Regions from separate parts of the Homo sapiens genome. Here region 1 is linked to region 2. Evidence: chromatin loops called from intact Hi-C (ENCODE). Cell type or tissue: HepG2. All regions are shown on one strand. Links, peaks and the distances in the headings refer to the core of each region. The heading gives the core; the rest is flanking DNA. Region 1 overlaps CRIM1 (cysteine rich transmembrane BMP regulator 1). Region 2 overlaps CRIM1 (cysteine rich transmembrane BMP regulator 1).

The links. Peaks named below come from ENCODE experiments on the same cell type or tissue, not always from the same donor. Only the 100,000 strongest peaks of a DNase experiment are listed, where the experiment ranks them.
Region 1: it touches region 2 in a loop (4-fold over the local background); 1 of 110 quality-filtered maps calls a loop at or near these places.

Annotation. Positions count from the first base shown.
Region 1 is chr2:36,431,727-36,436,124 of GRCh38, forward strand. The region is part of intron 2 of CRIM1 (cysteine rich transmembrane BMP regulator 1); the gene reads left to right. Among named protein-coding and RNA genes, the nearest start is that of CRIM1, 78 kb to the left of the region's middle. In HepG2, for the core only: no CTCF peak of the experiment used is centred there; a DNase peak (open chromatin) is centred at 1,805.
Region 2 is chr2:36,500,061-36,504,458 of GRCh38, forward strand. All of the region lies in intron 8 of CRIM1 (cysteine rich transmembrane BMP regulator 1), which reads left to right. Among named protein-coding and RNA genes, the nearest start is that of FEZ2, 96 kb to the right of the region's middle. In HepG2, for the core only: no CTCF peak of the experiment used is centred there; a DNase peak (open chromatin) is centred at 2,171.

The sequences.
Region 1 (4,398 bases), core at 304-4,303, 68 kb before region 2:
TGGAACCTGACTGCATAGGAAGGGCTCTCAGAACATCTGGTTGGAATATGTTCATAGGAGACACCCACAAGGGCCAGCCCCTCATTTTACAGATGAACACCAGACCCTTCACTCTGACATATTTAAAATCTGACATTTTATTATGTACTTTTTTCAAATTGCTGTCATTGTTGCACAAAGGAAGAACCAAGTTACCGTGTCCCTTCCTCAGTGGAGGAAAAGTTGATAGAGGTTTTATTTGTTGTTCTAAAATGGATGCCACCTTCCGGTAAACATTACTTGGGGAGTTCTTAATTTCTAATGTTTATGCCTCTGTGACATTTTCAAGCTGTTATAAAGAGTCTTCTTAAAATGTTGCTGAGCTGGCTATACAAATTTAGTTCATTTAATTTACCTCATTAGTCATTTGTCCCATTCTCTAATAATTTTGATTCCTTTTTTGTGGGTCAGTGTTTATGGCAAAATGTGTTCGGTGGGGGAGGTATTCAGAGAAGACTGTAGTTTATTAGGTAAAATTAAACGTTTTGAAACCAGTCTTTAGTTCTTTGTACATTTATCTAAACCATCCTTAGGCCTTATTTTATTGCCAGATTTTTAAAAAAATAAATTCATTGTTACATTTTGAAATTTGTTATGGTGTGTGAATATATAAATATAATTATTTGAATGGCAATTTTTTCTGGGAGTAGGTTGGATATATTTTTCTGGTGTGAATTAACAGATGAAATAAAATGTCTCTGAACTCAGTAAATATTTGAAAACTGTTTTAAAATTCAGTAGGATGCAAACAGGCCACATTTGGCATCCGGCTCTCCCACTCCCCAGTCCTTCCACCCCACTACCTCCCATAAAAGGCAAATCCTGGAAGCCACTCTGAACTTTTTTCCTTCCTCCCAGGAAGCTCTGACTTTTCCAGGAAGATTCCAGGGAACACTAGTTGGATCCGATTTCCTAAGAATTAAAGCAGCTTTAAATCTCCTGGGAGTGTAGAGGATGAAGGGGTTGAGGGTCCCTAGAACAATAGGTCAGCATTGACTGCAGATTGGAGTCAGCTGGGGAACTGTAAAAAAAAATATATACCGATACCAGGGTACCACTTCCAGTAATTCTGTTTAATTGGAATTGGTCTGGGGTGCACTCTGAGCTTTTGGATTTTTAATCTTCTCCTAGGGTTTTTAATGGGCAGCCGAGGTTGACAGTCATTATTCTGGCACTAAATTTTCAAACTATAGTATGCATGAGAATCACCTCTAGGGTTTGTTCAAACCCAGATTACCGAGCCCCACTCCCAGCATTTCTGATTCTGTAGGTCTGGTGGGCCTTAGAATTTGCACTTCTAGCGAGCTCCTTAGGAGATGCCGATGCTGCTGGTGCAAGGATCATTGTTTGAGAACCATCACTTTAGAGCAGTTCATCTCAAACTTTACTGTGCATCTTGCTAAAATGCAGATTCTGATTCAGTAGGACTGGAGTGAGGTCTAAGTTTCTGCATTTCCAGCAAGCTCCCAAGCTCCCAGGTGTTGCTGAGGCTACTGGTCTAGGGGCCACACTTTAAGTAACAAATCTCTAATCTAAAGCATCATTATGAATGCAATTCCATAACATCGTTTGGGAAGAAAAGATGTGTGGTTCAGGAGATTCCTAGAGGCACGGTGGGGCCGATATATGCCTTAGACCTGGTGGCAGGCAGAGATCTGGAGGGCTCAGTGCTTCTTTGGCACTTGGCCAGCTGTGGCTTGCCAGGGTGTTGGAACATGCCCTTGGCGAAGCTGTACTGTCAATAGGGAGCTTCATTGTAAAGATTCTCTGTTTGCTTGGAGTAAGGCAGTGGTTCTCAGGCCCAATTGCACAATAGAATCACCCTGGGAGCTATTTAAACAAGTACTAATGCCCAGGCTCCTCCCCCAGAATTTCTGATTTAATTGGTTTGAGGTGGGATCCAGACAGTGGTATTTTTAAAATCTTTGTGAGTGATTTTAATGCACAGCCAGGGTTGAGAACCACTGAATTAAGAAATCACGTTACAGTCTTACAGATCACTTTTTTCCCTTTATATTTGGCTAAGTTATACTGCACAGTGATGCAAACTAGCTTTATTAGGTAGTCAAAAACAATTTAATATGGCATTTTTGACAAACCACCAAGAAAAGACTCTGCAAAGATTCCGTCGCTGTTAAATCCTAAATTCGGAGTCTTAAGATAGTGCTGGGAAAGTGCAGTGGGTGTTTCTGAACGAGCTTGAAATATGAAATATTTCTGGGACTGTATCAACAAGTCTAATTTTTTCCCCTTGGGGTTATGATTGTGCGGAACAAGTCTTCACAGCAAAGCTTGCCAAAAAAGGTTATGATAAAATCATGGAATGTGTATGAAAAGAATTCACAGTGTAACTTTAAAGGAGTCAGTCTCTAAATTTAAAAACTTAGGGATGACATACGTATTACATTTGTAATAAAAGTTTTAAGAACAAAGTAATGCTGAATATAAGAAAGTTCCTCCTTTTATCACATGATATCTCTAAGGCCAAGGAACAAGTGAAATAGAACAGCCAGCAAGAAAGTAATGAGGATACGCTAAAGACACTGAACCTCTTTATCTTTGCAAATTAATTTTGTCCTCTGTATTTAAGCAAAAATGTAGCTATTGACTAAATATACAGATACCAGCAACGCCGAGTAGGAAAGTTGAAGCTCTTCTTGCTTTTGGCATTATGGACGACTAGTGGGAAAATCATGGGCTTTGGCAGTTCTGCCACTTGCTTTGTGACCTTGGCCAAGTTTCTTATCCTCTCTGGGTCTCTCTCTTCATCTGTCAAGTAGACATGAAGATATAATCTCTTCTTCACACAGGAGTACAAAGGCGTGTGAGAATGAGTAGAGGCGTGCCCCACACGTAGGAGATGCTCAATTAGTAGAGATTTCTTTCATTTCTCCAGCATGACCATGAGAATTTAATGCTTAATAAGAAGCATTATCCATCAAAACATTTTTCTTGTTGAGTCTTTATTGGTATTTTCTGCCTATTAATTGTATCAGTTTAGATTTCTTATTAATAATCATGAAGTCTGTTTTTCCACTTGAAGAGTAGGCCCTTTCTTCTTGCTTTAGAGCCATCATTTTTGCCATTCCCTTTGTCTGGAACACTCTTGCTTTGTGTTTTGTGTGCTTTCTCCCTTCTTTCATGCAAGCCTGTGTTGCGATGCCATGTCAGAGATACCTTCCTTCACTCGCCTGGTGACACATGGCACCCGTATCACTGAATATGCTGCAAAGCCTTTATCATAACCTGGCATGGTGCTGTGTAGCTTTTTATTGTCTGTCTTCTCCAGAATTGTAATTCTCAAGGTTGGTCTCCCTGTGCTACTGAGTGACCAAGGGCCCCCGTGATACTCTAGGCTGATACCACGGCTACTCTAGGGCTTTAGATTATAAAAGACATCAGAGGGAGGTGTCGGAAAAAACAGTGACCCCAGACTCTTCTCTTGACTTTGTGTTCTACCTACTAAATTTCCGCTATCAAATATAATCCAAATTTGGGGTCCTTTGAATTCCCCGAAGTAGCTTGAACCGCCCAAGGATTGTCTCAGGATGGCTGTGTATCTCACTGTGTGTGTGTGTGTGTGTGAGTGAGAGAGAGACAGAGAGAGAGAATGAAGAACGAGAAGAGATTTCAAAATAGAAGTTTTCAGTGTCAGATGTATGGGACTCTACAAACTTTAAATAGAAATAATGGTAATCTGCCAATGTAATTTTTATCTTCTTTTTTTTTCCTCTTACTACCAGTAGTTTTTCATTTGTCTTTGTGTTTTATTTAAATTTGCTTTTAAGCAGAAGCTCTTGCATGCATTTGCTTCTCGTAGATCATGATTGTATTAGGTTGGTGCAAAAGTAATCGCAGTTTTTGTCATTACTTTCAATGGCAAAAACAGCGATTGCTTTTGCACCAACCTATACTTCCTTGACATATGGACCTGAAGAGGGCCTAAAAATGGCCAAGATCCAGTCATACACATTAAAGTGACCAGGATTGATAGAAACTTTCCAGGGTTATGGTAAAATCATTTTATATTGGGTGAGCCTGTCAATATTTTAATACTAACTTCTTAAAGATTATTAAGATGATGAAACCAGGTTATTTTTCCATAGTTACTTCTGTTGCAAGTGATATTGTCACTTTGGTCTTTCTATATCTGGGCAGGCTTTTTTTTTTTTTAATGTCTGTTGCACTGTTATCAGTGTAATCAGACATAGAAGTTATTTTAAGTATTATATATAGATCTGTTAGACACCATAGGGAAAGAGTTAGGAGAGACTTCAAATAGATAAAATTAAAAATTCAGAAGTAATGTCAGAAAAACTTTCTAATTGATGGAGTGGCTGTAGTTTTATCCTTATTTTC
Region 2 (4,398 bases), core at 243-4,242:
TCACGCTTATAATTTCAGCACTCTGGGAGGCTAAGGCAGGCAGATCACTGGAGCTCAGGAGTTCAAGACCAGCCTGGACGACATGGCGAGATCCCAGCCTCTACCAAAAATACAAAAAAAAATAGCTAAGCATGGTGGTATGCGCCAGTGGTCCCAGCTACTCGGGAGGCTGAGGTGGGAGGATCGCTTGAGCCTGGTGGGGCAAAGGTCACAGTGAGCTGAGAGCGCATTACTGCACTCCAGCCTGGATGACAGCAAAAGACACTGTCTCAGAAAAAGGTACTCCACAATTTGGTCTGCTGAATACAGTGCTACTGTGTGGCCTAAGTTTGCATTAGCTCCTTGAATTGCACTTCGTTGGCTGATATTGAGGTTATAAGTAGCTAAAAACACTAGGAACTTTTTTACATCACCTGCTGTTAGGTGGTTCTCATCTGTTCTGTAATAGAACGTTTGATTTTTTTTTTAAACGATATAAATACCCGGCCAAATATAACAAGAAATTATCCGAATCATTTTAAACCATTTTCTAACTAGTTGGGATATTTTTGAATCTCAATAATGTGATCTTATACTTTATGCCTCCCAGCTTATATTAAATAAGCACAACTTATATATCCTTATCTAAATCACTGAATTAAAATAAACTGCACAGAACCAAGGACAAAGACCTGCAGAATGATGCTGAACATAGCTGCTTACAGTAGTCCTAAGCATTTATACCTTGAGTAGAGTTATTTAGCTGACAACATATATCTCCACAAGAAATCTTGAAAGACACTTCGCCCGTATCTTGTCTGAAGTCAAAATATATTGCAAAATACATCAGAGCATTCCTTTGCTGGAAACCCTATTTTTAAAATGAGCTGAAGTTATAGGGGCCTGGCTTATTTTTCCAGAATCTGTACTGGCTCCTGGTAGTCAGTGCTTTATTCCCCTAAATGTCACAAATCATATATTTAACAATTATTTCTGAAGAATTTTCAGTTGTGAATGTCAATTTATGTAGTTTTTAGAACACTTTGTCCCTTTTGAATTGACATTTGGCCTATTTTCTTAAATCTCTTTCCATTCTCTTCGATCTCTCTCACACACAGTACTGGTTCTGTAATAAGCGGGCTTTCTGTGGGCCTGTGGTTGTAATTACCATGGCTCAGAGACTTGGACTTAACGTAGACAGATGCTCACTTTCTGATTTATCAGTTATCTCAGGCTTTAACATACCACTTAACCTTAATTATTTGTCACTATTTTAAAAATATTTTTGAAGAAGATACAAAATAGGAGTTAAGCCATTCTGCTTCCTCAGTTACATGTGACCATCACACTATCTACAGTGGCGTTAGTGCTAAAACTGAGTTTATAAAACGCCTGTTGGCCAGGCGTGGTGGCTCACACCTATAATCCCAGCACTTTGGGAGGCTAAGGTGGATGGATTGCTTGACCTCAGGAGTTCGAAACCAGCCTGGGCAACATGGCAAAACCCCATCTCTACAAAAAAAAATACAAAAGCTAGCCAGGCATGATAGCAAGGGCCTGTAGTTCCAGCTACTCAAGAGTCTAAGGTGGGGCGATCTCTTGAGCTCGGGAAGTCGAGGCCGCAGCTAGCTGTGATTGTGCCACTGCACTCCAGCCTGGGTGACAGAGCAAGACCCTTTTTCAAAAAACTAACAAACAAAAAAAAAACTCTTGTTGAGCTTGTAGTTACTACCATCTTTAAATTTCCTATAAGCCTCTACCCATTTGGGGGTATTCTGACTTCCTACACTTGATTCTGTTCGGGGAAGGGTCAGTCCCTGTTGCCTTTTATACCTCCCTTTAGAAAGCCAAGTTCACTAGAGTTGCCTTGGCAGCCCAAGTTTTCTCAAATGGCCAACCTTGTTTTTTGAACAAGATAATTAGTAATTGTCATGAAGTGTTTATATTTTAATCCTTCTAATGCCTCTTACATTAAGAAAGCTACATCTTTCTTAACATGGGATCATATATATTAATACATTTTTTCTGAGTTTCTAAAAAGTCTAAAAATACAGATTTCATTGTGTCCAGTCACCTCACCTACACTTGCGCCTGGGTTTTGCTATTGTGAAATCTTGGCCACCCGGTCATGCTTATCTAAGACTTCGGTCACTTCACACGGAATCTTTCATCATTAAGTTCAAAGAAGCAGTTTCCCTCAACTGCCTTTGAAGGAAGAGTCAAAATATGTCCCTTGGCAAATAGTCACTGGCAAATAGTCATTTGGCAAGTTGAGACTATAAGGAGGATGCATATTTACCCTATCTTTAGGTTAGTGTTTTGTTTGGCATTTTAAAAGGATCATCAGCATGTGCTACCTGAGTGCACCTCTGTTTCATTCACACTTAGGAAGAAATAGGTACAGGAGGAGACCATTGCATTTTGTATCAATAAATTTATTATTTGCAAATTGTACCCATTTATACAGATAGCTGGCCTTCCTTCCTTCCTTTTTTCACCTAATATAAACAGAGCACCTGCCACATTCTAGGTAGTATTCTAGGTATTAAGGCCACAAAGATGACTAAAATGCAAGACCTTCCCTAAGGAAAAAAGTCTTCTGTAGCATAAACACTCATGAAATATCACTACTTTAAGCCAAAAGCTATAACGTACAAATGTAAATTATTTTAAGAGGAAGCTTTGGTCCTTCAGCAGAACCCAGGCTTATGTTCACACCAGAGTAGAGAAAGAACTGCCCGTCTCCCAGGGCTCTACTTGGTGCTCAGCAGATACTGGCTGAGTGAATAAAAAGGAAACCTTCAGGATCAGAGATGCCTTTGGATATCATTCTTGCCTGAGATCTCCCTTTGAGGTCTTGCTATTCTAATAATATATCCATCTTATTTTGGATTCTTCTTAAAGTTAGTCTTGTCATCTCGCTCACTGCCCCACTGTATACCTAAAGACTTACTTCAACACTGATTGGAATTTTTCAGGTTGTCCTATACAGAAGTCTAGACATACAGCATTCTGCTGTCACCTCCCCCATTCGTATTAGCAATCCAGGTTATTTGGCAACTTTGGAAGCCACACCTTTGGGATGTCAGTCAAATCAAACCAAATTTCCAGGTCCTGGGTTTTGTCAGATTCTTGCGATCGTATGCAACTCTCCTCTCAGGCTCTGCACAGCAGCTTTTGTGTTGCACAGAAGCTGAGAGTGTGACTGGAGTCAGACTGCCTGGGTTTGAATCTTGGGTCCACCACAAATTATGCTGACTTCCACATGGGTAATAAAGGCAAGTTGCTTTACTTCTTTGGGACTCTGTGTCCACATATGTAAAGGGCAAATAATAGTACCTAACTAATGGGTTATTTTGAGGACTAAATAAATGAATGAATGCAAAGCTAACTCTGGCTGGCATATGGCCGTTGCTTACTCTGCACTGTAACTATTTTATAGCATCTTCTTCTGAGTCGGCCCAAGCTAGCCAACATGGAAAGCCCCCAGCGTCCCCGCCCCCCTTTGTTCCCACCCCATCAGCCTGCCTCCAGTTCTTCCTGCCCTCTAAGGACACTCACACCAACAGCTTTCCTTTTACTTTTTCATTTCATTGTAACCCTCAAATATTATCTTTCTCCTCCTTGGTTTTAGAGAAGGGAGTTTCTTATAGCCAACTATGGAATAATAGGTTGTTTTTTTTCTATTGCAGCTGCTTTATATAGGTATTTATTTTGTCCCAAATTCACCCTTACATTATTTTTCTGCATCCCATCAAAACCTTTTTCACATACAGTAGTCCTAAGCATTTATACCTGTTTTCTCTTAAGGATTAGGCCTAGTTTCCATTAGCTTCTAGATTTTTTTTTTATACAGGGTCTTGCTTTGTTACCCAGATTGGAATTCAGTGGTGCAAACACAGCTCACTGCAGCCTCAACCTCCCAGGCTCAAGCGATCCTCCCACCTGAGCCTCCCAAGTAACTGGGACTACAGGCACTGCCACCACACCCAGCTCATTTTTTTTGTATTTTTTTGTAGAGACAAGGTTTTGCCACATTGTCCAGGCAGGTCACGAACTCCTGGCGTCAAGCAATCTGCCCGACTCGATCTCCTAAAGTGCTGAGATTACAGGTGTGAGGCACCGTACCTGGCCCTTCAAGATTTCTTAAAACAAGGCCAGCACCCCACAAGTATTTCTTCTGTCTTCGTTGATTTGTTGTTCTTCATTCACTCATTATTTTATTCATCTAGCATTTGTTGAGTGCCTACTATATCCTAAAGAAGATTAAAAATAGTCCTTACCCTTGACTCACATTGGTAATTTGTTGGTAATATTAGTCATATGTTAATATGTTGTAAAGAGACAACATAATCTAGCATATTTTAGGCAGTCACATTAGGATTGAAATCAAAACCCTATAGAAACATGTGCTTCAAA